Linked DNA regions of Homo sapiens: region 2 is linked to region 1. A link is a contact called in ENCODE Hi-C or POLR2A ChIA-PET data. All regions are on one chromosome and are shown on one strand. The core of a region is the stretch at or near the end of the contact, and the rest is flanking DNA. Distances in the headings are between cores, read along the strand shown.

Region 1 (6,366 bases), core at 1,076-3,575:
TGGGATGACAGGCATGTGCCACTACACCTAGCTAATTTTTTGATTTTGTGGGGTCTCGCTAAGTTGCCCAGGATAGTCTTGAACTCCAGGCCTCAGGCAATCCTCCTGCCTCGGCCCCCTAAAGTGTTGGGATTACAGGTGTGAGCCACTGTGCCCACCTATTATTACTTTTATAACCACTGCTTCCACAGAAGTTATATATTGTTTGTATAATGATTTTCAGCATTCATCCTATCATTACAATATAAATAATATTCACATTTTCCCACTGTTTAAGCTAGGAGTTAGCAAACTCTTTTTGTAAAAGGTCAGACAGTAAATATTTTAGACTTTGAGGGTCACGCATTCTTTGTCACATCTGCTCAGCTCTCCACTGCAGCACAAAAGCAAATACGTAAACAAGTGGGTGCGGCTGTGTTTCAATAAAACTTTATCTGGAACAGACAGACAAGGGCCTGATTTGACCCACTGGTTAAACTTTGTCCTTCCTTGGCTTGAGTCCCTTAGCACGTTCTCATCCATTTCATTTATTTATTTTATTGTTATATATATTTTTTGAGATGGGGTCTCACTGTGTCACCCAGGCTGAAGTGCAGTGGTGCAGTCTTGGCTCAGTGCCAACTTTCTGCCTCCCAGGCTCAGTGAACCGAGATCCTCCTGCCTCATCCTCCTAAGTAGCTGGGACTACAGGCACATGCCATCACGCTCAGCTAATTTTTGTTTTTGTAGAGAGGGGGTTTGGCCATGTTGGCCAGGCTGGTCTTGAACTCCTGAGCTCAAGCGATCAGCCTGCCTTGGCCTCCCGAAGTGCTAGGATTACAGGCATGAGCCACCATGCCCAGCCTGTCATCCATTTTAGACGAAAGTTTAAACTCCTCCCCAGGGCCTGGAAGCACCCCCTTACCTCTCTCTAATTTTATGTGAAACCACCCTCCTCCTCTTACTTTAGCCCCCTGATCACACAGCTCTATCTCCAGCCAGGCCCATGGCCTCTAATTAAACTGATTATACTGGATGGATTACATGCTAGACAAAATACAACTCAGGCCTAAAAATTACATTTATTCAGCTTTCAGTTTCCTTCCTTTCTTGTCTTCCTTCCCTTCCTTTCCTTCCTTCCTGTCTCTGGGTCTTGCTCTGTTGCCCAGGCTGAGGTGCAGTGGTGCCATCATAGCTCACTTAGCCTCTAACTCCCAAGCTCAAGTGATCCTCCCTCCCCAACCTCCTGAGTAGCTGGGACTACAGGCATGCACCATCCCACCTAGCTAATTTTTAAATTTTTTGTAGTAATGGGGTCTTACTGTGTTCCTCAGTTTGGTCTCAAACTTCTGGCTTCCAGCCACCCTCCCGCCTCGGCCTCTCAAGGCCCTGAGTTTCCAGGCATAAGCCACCACACCCAGCCAATTTTCAGTTTCTTTTCTTTTCTTTTTTTTTTTTTTTTTTTTTTGAGACAGAGTCTCGCTCTGTCACCCAGGCTGGAGTGCACTGGCGTGATCTCAGCTCACTGCAAGCTCCGCCCCCCAGGTTCACGCCATTCTCCTGCCTCAGCCTCCTGAATAGCTGGGACTACAGGCACCCGCCACCATGCCCGGCTAATTTTTTTGTATTTTTTTTAGTAGAGATGGGGTTTCACCGTGTTAGCCAGGATGGTCTCGAACTCCTGACCTCGTGATCCACCCGCCTCGGCCTCCCAAAGTGCTGGGATTACAGGCGTGAGCCACGGTGCGTGGCCAATTTTCAGTTTCTTTTCTTTTCTTTTTTTTTTTTTTTTGAGACAGAGTCTCGCTCTGTCACCCAGGCTGGAGTGCAGTGGTGCGATCTCTGCTAACTGCAAGCCCCGCCCCCCAGGTTCACACCATTCTCCTGCCTCAGCCTCCTGAATAGCTGGGACTACAGGCACCCGCCACCATGCCCAGCTAATTTTTTTGTATTTTTTTAGTAGAGATGGGGTTTCACCGTGTTAGCCAGGATGGTCTCGAACTCCTGACCTCGTGATCCGCCCGCCTCGGCCTCCCAAAGTGCTGGGATTACAGGCCTGAGCCACAGTGCGCGGCCAATTTTCAGTTTCTTAACTGCATAACCAAACAGTTGGCTCCAGCCTGGCTTCTCTTAAGCACCAACTACGCGTAAAAGCTCAGCCCTGCTGTCAACTTGTAGGTCCTTCAAGTCACTTTGGCTGAATTTCACAACAAGCAAAATAAAATTGAATACAGAGACTGAAGATGTTGGTGGTTCTGGGCTGACTGGATGCATTTGCAAATAAAAGTCTGATCGTTTTGGGATTTCCTTCCTAACAATGGCTAAGGCCTCCTTCTCCAGCACTGGCTGTGTGTGGGCAGTGTGCCAAGTCCTTGCTAACGCTGCATTCCAGGAGATGGAGATACACAATAGCCAAGTAAACAAATAATCAAGATAGTTCGTGGTGGAGATATCATTGCTACATCTGGGTGATGTGACTGAGAAGATCGAGGGGAAGGGAGGAGAGGGGAGGCTGTGGATGGGGAAGCCAGGGAGTTGCTGAGCCTTGAAAGTTACAAGAGAGCCCTGTGGGAAGGATGGAGGGAAGGGTGGGCCAGGCAGGGCAAACAGTATGGACAGAGGTCCAAGGGAGGGAAATGCTGGGCCCAGGTATGAGACAGAATGGCTCCCAGCATGGCTGGAGGGCCACAACAGAGGAGGACAGCAGGAAGTGAAGAGGGAAGAGCAGATCACACTCAGTCTTCCAAGTCACAGTAAGGAATCTGAGTTTTATTCTCATGGGTGCAGGAAACCATTTCACGAGGGGAACGGGACTTTAGAACCAGTGTGGGGAGAATCAGAACTGCAGGATGGGCTGGGCGAAGTGGCTCATGCCTGTAATCCCAGCACTTTGGGAGGCTGACTGAGGTGGGTGGATCACCTGAGATCAGGAGTTTGAGACCAGGCTGGCCAACATGGAGAAAACCCATCTCTATTAACAATACAAAAATTAGCTGGGCATGATGGCATAATACTCGGGAAGCTGAGGCAGGAGAATTGCTTGAACCCAGGAGGCGGGGGTTGCAGTGAGCCAAGATCGCACCACTGCACTCCAGCCTGGGCAACAGAGTGAGACTCTGTCTCAACAAAAAAATCAACAACAACAACAAACTGCAGGATGGGCCAGGCTCAGCGGCTCATGCCTGTAATCCCAGCACTTGGGAGGCCGAGGCTCCCCGGGTCACCTGAGGTCAGGAGTTCGAGACCAGCCTGACCAACATGACAAAACCCTGTCTCTACTAAAAATACAAAATTAGCCAGGCATGGTGGTACATGCCTGTTATCCCAGCTACTCGGGAGGCTGAGGCAGGAGAATCACTTGAACCTGGGAGGTGGAGGTTGCTGTGAGCCAAGATCACGCCATTGCACTCTAGCCTGGGCAATGAGAGCAAAACTCCATCTCAAAAACAAACAAACAAACAAACAAACAAACTGCAAGATGGATACTGGATTGCAGGAAGGATTTTTAAAAAATAGTGAGCACTTTCACTACAATAGCAGCTGATCCTTACAAAGTGCTCACCATGGGGCAGTGGCCTGTTTCTCAGTTCTTCACATGTAGTGACTCATTTCATCCTTCCAACAACCCAATGGGGTGCTTATTGTTCCCATTTTACAGATGGGGAAACTGAGGCTCAGAGAAGTGAACTGACTTATTTCCTGGAGCATACAACTAACTAGACGATGATGGGGCCAGAATTCAAACCCAAGGGGTTAGGTTCTGGAATCCACACTTTATGACAGCATGCTAATGAATATTTATTCAATGAATAATGAGTGAATATTCTTATAATGTATATTTATTAAAGGAAGGAAGCAAGCAAGCAATGGGAGCAGGGAGCTTAAGAGACTGCTACAGAGGCCCTGGTGAGAGGTGACGGGACCCTGAACTAGGAAGAGGCGGTGGAGTCAGAGGAATGGACAGAGATGAGAAATATTTCAGCATCATACCGTCCAAGGCAGGAACCGCTATCTAAATTAACTAAAATCTTAAAAATTCAGTTCTGCAATATACTTGCCACTTTTTAAGAGCTCAATTAAGTGAACTTTTAAGTGAACTTTGTGCTCATCACAAAGTTCTTTTGGATAGCACCGTTTTAGATGAAACAGCACCTGCTGATGGCATGGGTGCTGGAAATGAGAGCAGGGTGGCCTCTTCTTCATCTTCACAGCCTCTCCATAAGCTCAGCTCAGAGAGGTCAAGTGACCCGTGCATAGCTACATAGCTAGGAAGCCATCTGAAAGTCCTACTCTTTCCTGCACCTCTCTGTTACCACACTTAATTCATTCACTCAACAGAGGGCAGTTGAGCTACACTATTTTGGTTCCTGGGGAGATGACATGTGGCTCACACATGGGTTTGGCTCCTAGGGGATCAAATGCCTCTGTGGCTAGCTGAAAAACAGCCCCCACAAGAATGTCCATGGCCTATCCTCAGAATCTGTGAATATGTTTGCTTGAGATGAGGAGACTGTCTTGGATCATCTAGGTGGGGCTAATATAACCACAAAGGTACTGGGCCTTATAAGAGAGAGGTAGGGGGACCAGAGAAAGAGATTTGAAGATACCATGCTGCAGGATTTAAAGATGGAGGAAGAGACCATGAGCCAAGGAATGCAGGTGACCCCTAGAAGCCAGAAAACTAGGAAACCAAGTCGGCAGGTTGTTTTAGCATTTATATCCTCATAGCTAGGTAGCATTATATCTCTAGATCCAGACTATTCATTGTCAAACATCAAATGTGTACATCCTACCATGGAATATGAGAATTCAGTTCCCATCTAATCCTCTTCCCTTTCCCCACAGAGCCAAGTCCATCACAGGGAGTTATTCTGGTTAGATAAATACTCCAAACTTGCACAGCTGGGCTCCTTAGTCCAATGTGATTACTTCTCCTTCCATCCCAACTTTTGTTTTTTCCTGGAGTTTATAATTGCCTTTGTTTTATTGTTTCCAGGTTTTCTATCTATATCAACCCCAAACTTATTAATTGTTTCAATCTTCTCTCAATACAGTTCATTGCCATCCTACCATCCATCACCATCTGAAATTCTAATTACTAGTTTTTAATTGTCCTTCCAGATAATTTCATGCAAATAGGAAACATATGCACGTCCATGCAATCCTGCTCTTTTTAAAGACACACACGGTTACATTATGCATATGCTGGTTTGCCCCTGTGTTTTCCACTCAACGGTATTATCTATAAAGAGCGTTCTCTCTCAGCATAAATAGATCAGCCTCACTCTTTGTAGTGGCTACCTGGAAATGCTATATTTTATTTAAATAACCTCTGTTGATTATAGCTTTAGTTGCTTCCAGACCTTCAAATATATATATATATAAATATAAATATATTAAATATAATACATATTATATATTATGTAAATATATATATGCACAGTCTATCCTCATTATTTATATATTCTATATTTTCAAATTCACCGACCTGCTGAAAGTTATTTGTAACCCCAAAATCAATATTCATGGCACTTTTGTAGTCATTTGTGAACATGTGCAGAGTAAGGAAAATTCGATTCCCCCAATGCACACGTTCCCAGCTCAGGTTGAACAGGGGAATGCTCTACCTTCTAGTTTCAACTCTCATACTGTAAACAAGTGTCCTTTCTGTAGTGTATTTAGTGCCACCTTTTTTTGTATTTTTGTGGCTTTTTGTTAGTTATTTTGCAGTTTAAAATGTCCCCTCAGATGTGCTCCCTTCGGCAGCACACATACAAAAATGTCCCCAGCATAGTGCTCAAGTGTTGGCTCATGTTTCCAAGCACAATAAAGTTGTGATACCCATTATGTAATAAATACACATCAGATAAACTTCATCCAGGCATCAGCCACAGAGCTGCTGGCTGTGAGTTCAATGTCAATGAATCAACAATATATATTAATATATGTTACTTGCATATAAATACAATAGTGAAAACTCTCTCAATGATTCTAAAATTGAGTTACTATCTTCTGCCTATGTACCTAGGTCTTCAAAGAAACAGTGATACCAATCACCAAATATGGCACTGATGTGTTTGTGGCTTGATAAATGTGAAATACTAAAGTGACAGTTTAACATCTTCCCTATCAACACAGATGGCTGTTATGCAATTAGATAAGATTCTGCATATAAAATCTTTAGTTCAAGTCCTGGCACAGAGTACATGTTCAATAAATGCTAGTTTTTTAGAAGGAGGAGAGGTATGGAACCAAATGATAGCAGGTGTCATTAAGAGTTTAAGTTTGCCTGCCTCCGCAGAAGACCATATATCACAAATGTTTAGTGAGCATCTACATGGTGCCAGGTATAAAGAGAGGCACTTGGAACCATGAACAAATCAAAGA
Region 2 (6,366 bases), core at 1,205-3,704, 270 kb after region 1:
CTCTCTTCCATCAGTTCCTCCCTTCTAAAGTGACAGTTTCGTGTACGCTTTTAGAGAAAAATGGACAAGCATATAGGTATTTAAAAATACTTTGACAGATATAAATGGAATCATACTGTACATAGTGTTCTCTTTTCTTTGGTTAACAATATATAGTCTTGGTTCGTTCATTCTGGTCTACTTCATTTTAGTTTTTTGGGGGGTTTTGTTTTGAAATGGGGTCTCGCTCTGTCCCCCAGGCTGGAGTACTGTGGTGCGATCATAGCTCACTGCAGCCTTGAACTCCTGGGCCCAAGCAATCCTCCTGCTTTAGTTTCCTAAGTAGCTGGGACTCCAGGTGCACTGCTACCACTCCCAGCTTGTTTCATTTGTGTTCATGATGGATGCTTGTCTGACGTGCAGATGCGCCCTGCTGGAATTACCCTTTCTCCCATTCCTTGCAAAAACAGGTTGTTCCCTGTTTTTTTTGCTGTTATGATCCATGCTACACTGAAAGTTCTGGTACCTGTCCTGGGGTATGGTAATGGGTCTATCCCTGCCTAGCTGGCTTTGAAAAGTTTAAAGACAACAGTGCAACTTACAATTTGCAAAGTTGGCCGCAAATCAGGAGACCATACAGAGATGGACTTTGGAAATTCCCTTTTTAAGCACAGTTAAAAACAGTTAATGGTGAAGGATGACTTCAGATCATGCCCCATGTTTGTTTTTTCTTTCTGTCTTTTTATTAACTGTGTCATTCTTTTTGTAATGTTGTGCTCATTACAACTATTCCTTCTTGGTCAGGTTGGCAAATTATATGTTTTTCTGGCAAGTTTCTGTGAAGCAGAGTTAAACATGTTTATGAATATGAACTTTTCTGTTAAACTACCATCTGCTTCATCTTTGTTGAGTTTCAGGTGGAATGTCTAAGGAAGCTCCAGCTGTTTCAGCATTTGCGAAAGCGTGTTCATGCTCCCACTGAATTTTCTTAGTCTTGCCTTACTTCTCTCAGGGTCTGGAACTGCAGGAGAGATGGTGTTCAAATTCAAGCCTGCATCAGAATCACCTGGAGAGCTTGTTATTATATTTTATTATTTATTCATTTATTGAGATGAAGTCCCAGTCTGTCACCCAGGTTGGATTGCTATGGCACTATCTTGGCTCACTGCAATCTCTGCCTCCCGGGTTCAAGCGATTCTTCCACCTCAGCCTCTGAGTAGCTGGGATTACAGGCATGCAGCAACCATGCTCAGCTAATTTTTAAAATATCTTTAGTGTAGAGATGGTGTTTCACCATGTTGGCCAGGCTGGTCTCGAACTCCTGACCTCAGGAGATCTACCCGCCTTGGCCTCCGAAAGTGCTGGGATTACAGGCATGAGCCACAGTGCTGGCTGTTAGCTTGTTACTATAAAACTCAGCTTTCTGGGCCCCACCCAAATTTTCAGTTTTAGTAGGTCTGGTTGGGGCCTGAGTATTTGCTTTCCTAACATATCCCTAGGTGCTGCTGCTTCTGGTTCAGGTTGACATGTAGAGACACCGGAGTGGATCCTCACTGCCTAAAGTCTGGTCCGTGGACCAGCAGCCATGGCATCACCTGGTGCTTGTTAACGGTGCAGAATTTCAGGCCTCAGCCCAGATCCACTGAAACGGAATCTGAGTTGTAACTAGTTCTCTAGGTGGTGTGTATGCACATTAAATTTCGAGAGAGACTGGCAGAAAGTAGGAGTAAAGAAACTTTTTCTGTAAATACTTTCGGAATTCCGGGCCATACAGTCTCTGTCACAAATACCAGTCTCTTCCAGCGTAGTGCAAAAACAGCCTTAGATAATATGGAAATCGATGGGTGTGGCTGTGTTCCTGTAAAAAAGTATTTAGAGACACCAAAATTTGAATTTTATAGAATTTGCATGTGTCATGTAATATTGTTTTGATTTTTTTAACTTTTAAAAAATATGAAATCTGGCTGGGCGCAGGGGCTCATGCCTGTAATCTCAGCACTTTGGGAGGCCGAGGCGGGCGGGTTGCTTGAGGCTAGCAGATTGAGACCAGCCTAGCCAACGTGGTGAAACCCCGTCTATACTAAAAATACAAAAATTAGCTGGAAGTGGTGGTGCGCACCTGTGGTCATAGCTACTCGGGAGGCTGAGGCAGGAGGATCGCTTCAACCCAGGAGGCAGAAGTTGCAGTGAGCCAAGATCATGCCACACACTCCTGGCTGGGCAACAGAGTGAGACCCTTTCCTGCTGCTGCCCCCCCACCCCCTCCCAGCCCCCCACAAAAAAAAATTAGCCAGGTGTGGTGGAGCATGCTGGTCATCCAAGCTTTTTGGGAGGCTGAGGTACGGGAATCGTTTGAACCCGGGAGGCGGAGATCGCAGCGAGCTGAGGTCACGCCACTGCACTCTAAGCCTGGGCAACAGAACAAGACTCTGTCTCAAAAAAAATAAAAAAAATGAAATCAATGCTGAGCTCATGGGCCGTATGTAAACAGGTGTGGGCCAAATGTGGACCTGAGCCATCCTTGTTGGCCAGCCCCTGGCTTAGAGGACTGGAATGTTCTTCTGAGAATCAGGACACCTGCCACATTCTACTGCCAGCTCACAGTGTGACCCCAAAGCTGGTCATCTCACCTCGCTGGCTCTAGATTTTGTCACATGGAAAATGAAGGGGTTAGATTCCAAGCATGTCAAATACTGGGCCCTGTCCTCCTTCCTCATGCCCACAGCAGACACCCACAGTCACTCATGGGGTTCTTTCCCACTGAGTTATGTTCAAGCAGCCCTCCAGGTGACTGGTGCCAGTGGCCTAGAGTTGAGCAAGAAATGACATCTTGTTGCCCTTCTGTAACTCCATGTTCCCTAAGATCACTTCCAGCTCCAATGCCCCTGCATTCTGCCTTGTACATTGCATTCTTCTTACACTCCAATACCTTGACTTTACCGGGGTGCGTTGATGAACTCTCTCTTTTTTTGTTTTTTTTGGGACTGAGTCTCACTCTGTCACCCAGGCTGAAGTGCAGTGGTGCCATCTCAGCTCACTGCAACCTCCATCTCCCAGTTCAAGCAATTCTCCTGCCTCAGTCCCCCGACTAGCTGGGATTACAAACATGCACTACCATGCCTTGTTAATTTTAATATTTTTAGTAGAGATGGGTTTTTGTCATGTTCGCCAGGCTGGTCTCGAACTCCTGACCTCAAGTGATCTACCTGCCTTGATCTCCCAACGTGCTGGGATTACAAGCGTGAGCCACCGCGCCTGGACTCTCCTTTTTTTTTGAGAAGGAGTCTTGCTCTCTCGCCAGGCTGGAGTGCATTGGCACGATCTCAGCTCACTGCAATCTCTGCCTCTTGGGTTCAAGCGATTCTCCTGCCTCAGCCTCCTGAGTAGCTGGGATTACAGGCGCCTACTACCATGCCCAGCTAAGTTTTGTATTTTTAGTAGAGACGGGGTTTCACCAGGGTTCAAGCAATTCTCCTGCCTCAGCGTCCGAGTAGCTGGGAGTACAGGCGCACGCCACCATGCCAAGCCAATTTTTTGTATTTTTAGTAGAGATGGGGTTTAGCCGTGTTGGCCAGGCTGGTCTCAAACTCCTGGCCTCTAGTGGTCCACCCACCTCGGCCTCCTAAAGTGCTGGGATTACAGGTGTGAGCCGCCATGCCCGGTGGGTCTTACTTTATAAAGTAGGAAGTAATGTATTTGCATATGGTGAAACATAATTAAAGCTGCACCAGATGGTATTCATACAGCCGGACTTCGCACGTGGCCACCTCAGCCTGCTGACATTCGCCAACAGGTCATCCTTTGTCCCTGTGTTGTAGGGCCTGGACTGCACATTGCAGGATGTTTCCCAGCATCTGTGGCCTCTACCTGCCAGATGCTAAGTCGTACCTCTCCCTCTTCTTCCCAGTGGTGACAATAGAAAATGGCTCCAGGCATTGCGAAGTGTCCCCTTGGGGGACAGAATTCTCCCAGTTGAGAACCACAGTCAATAGTGAAAGGCCCAAGCCCTTCCTCCTAACACCAGTCACCTTGCTTCCCTCTCTCCATGTTTCTTGTGTGTTTTTCCAGAGTCCACGTCTGTATCACTGTAATGGTGGATACATGTCATACATGTAGTTATGGTTACTTGATTCTGTTTACTTTACTTTTATACAAGTGATAGTAAGAGTCATACATAAATACATACAAAATGGCTTTTTTTTTCTTTTTTTCTTTTTTTTTTTTTTTTTTTGAGATGGGGTCTCACACTGCCGCCCAAGCTGGAGTGCAGTGACATGATCTTGGCTCACTGCAACCTCTGCCTCCCAGGCTCAAGTAATCCTCCAACCTCAGCCTCCCAGGCAGCTGGGACTACAAGCATGCACCACCATGCCCAGCTAATTTCTGTAATTTTGCAGAGACAGGGTCTCACTTTGTTGCCCAGGATGTTTTCAAACTCCTGAGCTCGAGCAGTCCGCCTGCCTCTGTCTCCCAAAGTGCTGGGATTGTAGGTATGAGCCACTGCACCTGGCCTTGATGGCATTTTGAAAGGTCTTGTCTCAGAGGAAAAGATACAAGCCAGAGGGCGCTGGTGATGAGGTTTGGTCTGTGCCTTGTGTCCCGCTTAGGAGGGGATGGGCAGCGTGTTCTCACAGCTTTTTGCTCTGCACATTGGATTCGTTGGCAAAACCCACAGTTTCCAGGCTGTCACCAAACTTTGCTTATCACTTCCTGCCCTGTTCCCCATTAGGAAACCACAGCAGAAGATGCTTAAGAGCAGGACTGGCTTTTCTTCTCTTTTTTCTTTCTTTCTTTCTTTTTTAAAGAGACAGGGTCTTGTTTTGCTGTCCAGGCTGGAGTACAGTGGCTTGATCACAGCTCACTGCAACCTCCAACTCCTGAGCTAAAGCGATCCTCCTGCTTCAGCCTCTGGAGTAGCTGGGATTACAGATGTGAAATACTGAGCCCGGCTACCGGCTTTACTTAACCTTTTCTTGAGCTTTCTTGCCATTTAGTTTCCCGGAGTTTCCAGAGACAGAGTTTGTTGAGCTGTTTGGCAAGAAACAGATGGGCCTGGGTGTCAGCTGGGGAGACCTTGTCCTGGCCGAGGCATCGAAGCCTCTGACTACATTAGGATAAAATATGTGGCCTTTAGTTCCCCTGGAAGGTGCCTGAGTGTTTTTTCCACTGGTGTGCATTCCTGTGCTTCAAAGACGATGAGGTGTTTACCCAGCGGTAGGTGTGATGGAACACAGAGGCCGGGGAAGGCCAGGGATGCCATCCAGGGACTGATGGGACTGTTTTTCTGGAATGGCAAACCTGGCATTTACCACGTCCACCTAATGCACTTTCCTAAAATAGCATCGCCAGGCAGCCGTCAATATTTAACATTTTCTGTCTTGGATGATTTGTGAGCTTCTTGCCTTCTGTTTACCCTGAATCTCCCTTTGTTAGAATAATTCATCATTCTCTATGGTAATGATCTGTCCTGTAGTTCTCTGCTGATCATATCCTAGGGCCCATGGAGACACTGCCACGACCATGTCATTTTATTTATTTATATATTTATACATTTCTGTATTTTTGAGACGGAGTCTCATTCTGCCGCCCAGGCTGGAGTGCAGTGGCACAATCACAGCTCACTGCAACCTCCACCTCCCAGGTTCAGCTGATTCTCCTGCCTCAGCCTCCCGAAGAGCTGGGATTACAGGTGTGCGCCACCACACCTGGCTAATTTTTTGTCTTTTTAGTAGAGATGGGGTTTCACCATGTTGGCCAGGCTGGTCTCAAACTCCTGACCTCAAGTGATCCGCCCACCTCGGCCTCCCAAAGTGCTGGGATTGCAGGTGTGAGCTACCATGCCCAGTCAGACCTTGTCATTTTGTGCTTGTACCAGCAAAGCATAGGGACCTTGGCAAATAGTTCATGCTCTGTAAATGTATGTAGGTAAATGAATAAATACATGAATGAATGAGAGGTTGAAATAAATCATATTAATTAGGAACTGTCTTGCAAATAACAGAAACCTAGCTTAAATCAACTAGAGTAAGAGAAGAGGGGGATTTTTGAGTCACAAAACTAAAAAGTCTAGAAAAAGACTTTTAAGCATGAATGGGGTTCCAGGCATGGCTGGATCTAGGAGTTCCCAAGATAATGTTGGGAATAACAACGTCTCTGACTCTCAGCTCTGCTTTCTTGATGGTGGTTTCTTTATTAGCTGGTAGTTTCCTGATCATCCTGTCACCTCAGCAACCCCTGTGAACAGAGAGTCTTACTCTTTTCCCCTAATATTTCCTGCAAAGCTATGGGATTGAGTCTCATTGGTTGTGGTCGATCACATGCTTCTTCCTGAGCCAGTCACTGAGGCCAGGGAGATAGGATGCTTGGGTCAGCCAGGGCTAGGTCATG

Evidence for each region. A loop is a pair of places that touch in the nucleus more often than their neighbours do. ChIA-PET counts read pairs that join two places held with the same protein, here RNA polymerase II (POLR2A).
Region 2: a map of DLD1 shows a loop between it and region 1 (6-fold over the local background). The contact joins two enhancer-like sites. A Hi-C loop is called at or near these places in 1 of 168 maps with a recorded cell type or tissue (DLD1). POLR2A ChIA-PET finds 5 or more read pairs at or near these places in 2 of 52 experiments (A673 and Panc1).

The regions. Positions count from the first base shown.
Region 1 is chr16:15,792,191-15,798,556 of GRCh38, forward strand. All of the region lies in intron 4 of MYH11 (myosin heavy chain 11), which reads right to left. Among named protein-coding and RNA genes, the nearest start is that of MYH11, 62 kb to the right of the region's middle. Within about 2 kb of position 2,326, at least 3 of the 41 ENCODE cell types and tissues checked have a DNase peak (open chromatin) inside an H3K27ac peak, as active enhancers do.
Region 2 is chr16:16,057,582-16,063,947 of GRCh38, forward strand. All of the region lies in intron 12 of ABCC1 (ATP binding cassette subfamily C member 1 (ABCC1 blood group)), which reads left to right. Among named protein-coding and RNA genes, the nearest start is that of ABCC1, 110 kb to the left of the region's middle. Within about 2 kb of position 2,455, at least 7 of the 41 ENCODE cell types and tissues checked have a DNase peak (open chromatin) inside an H3K27ac peak, as active enhancers do.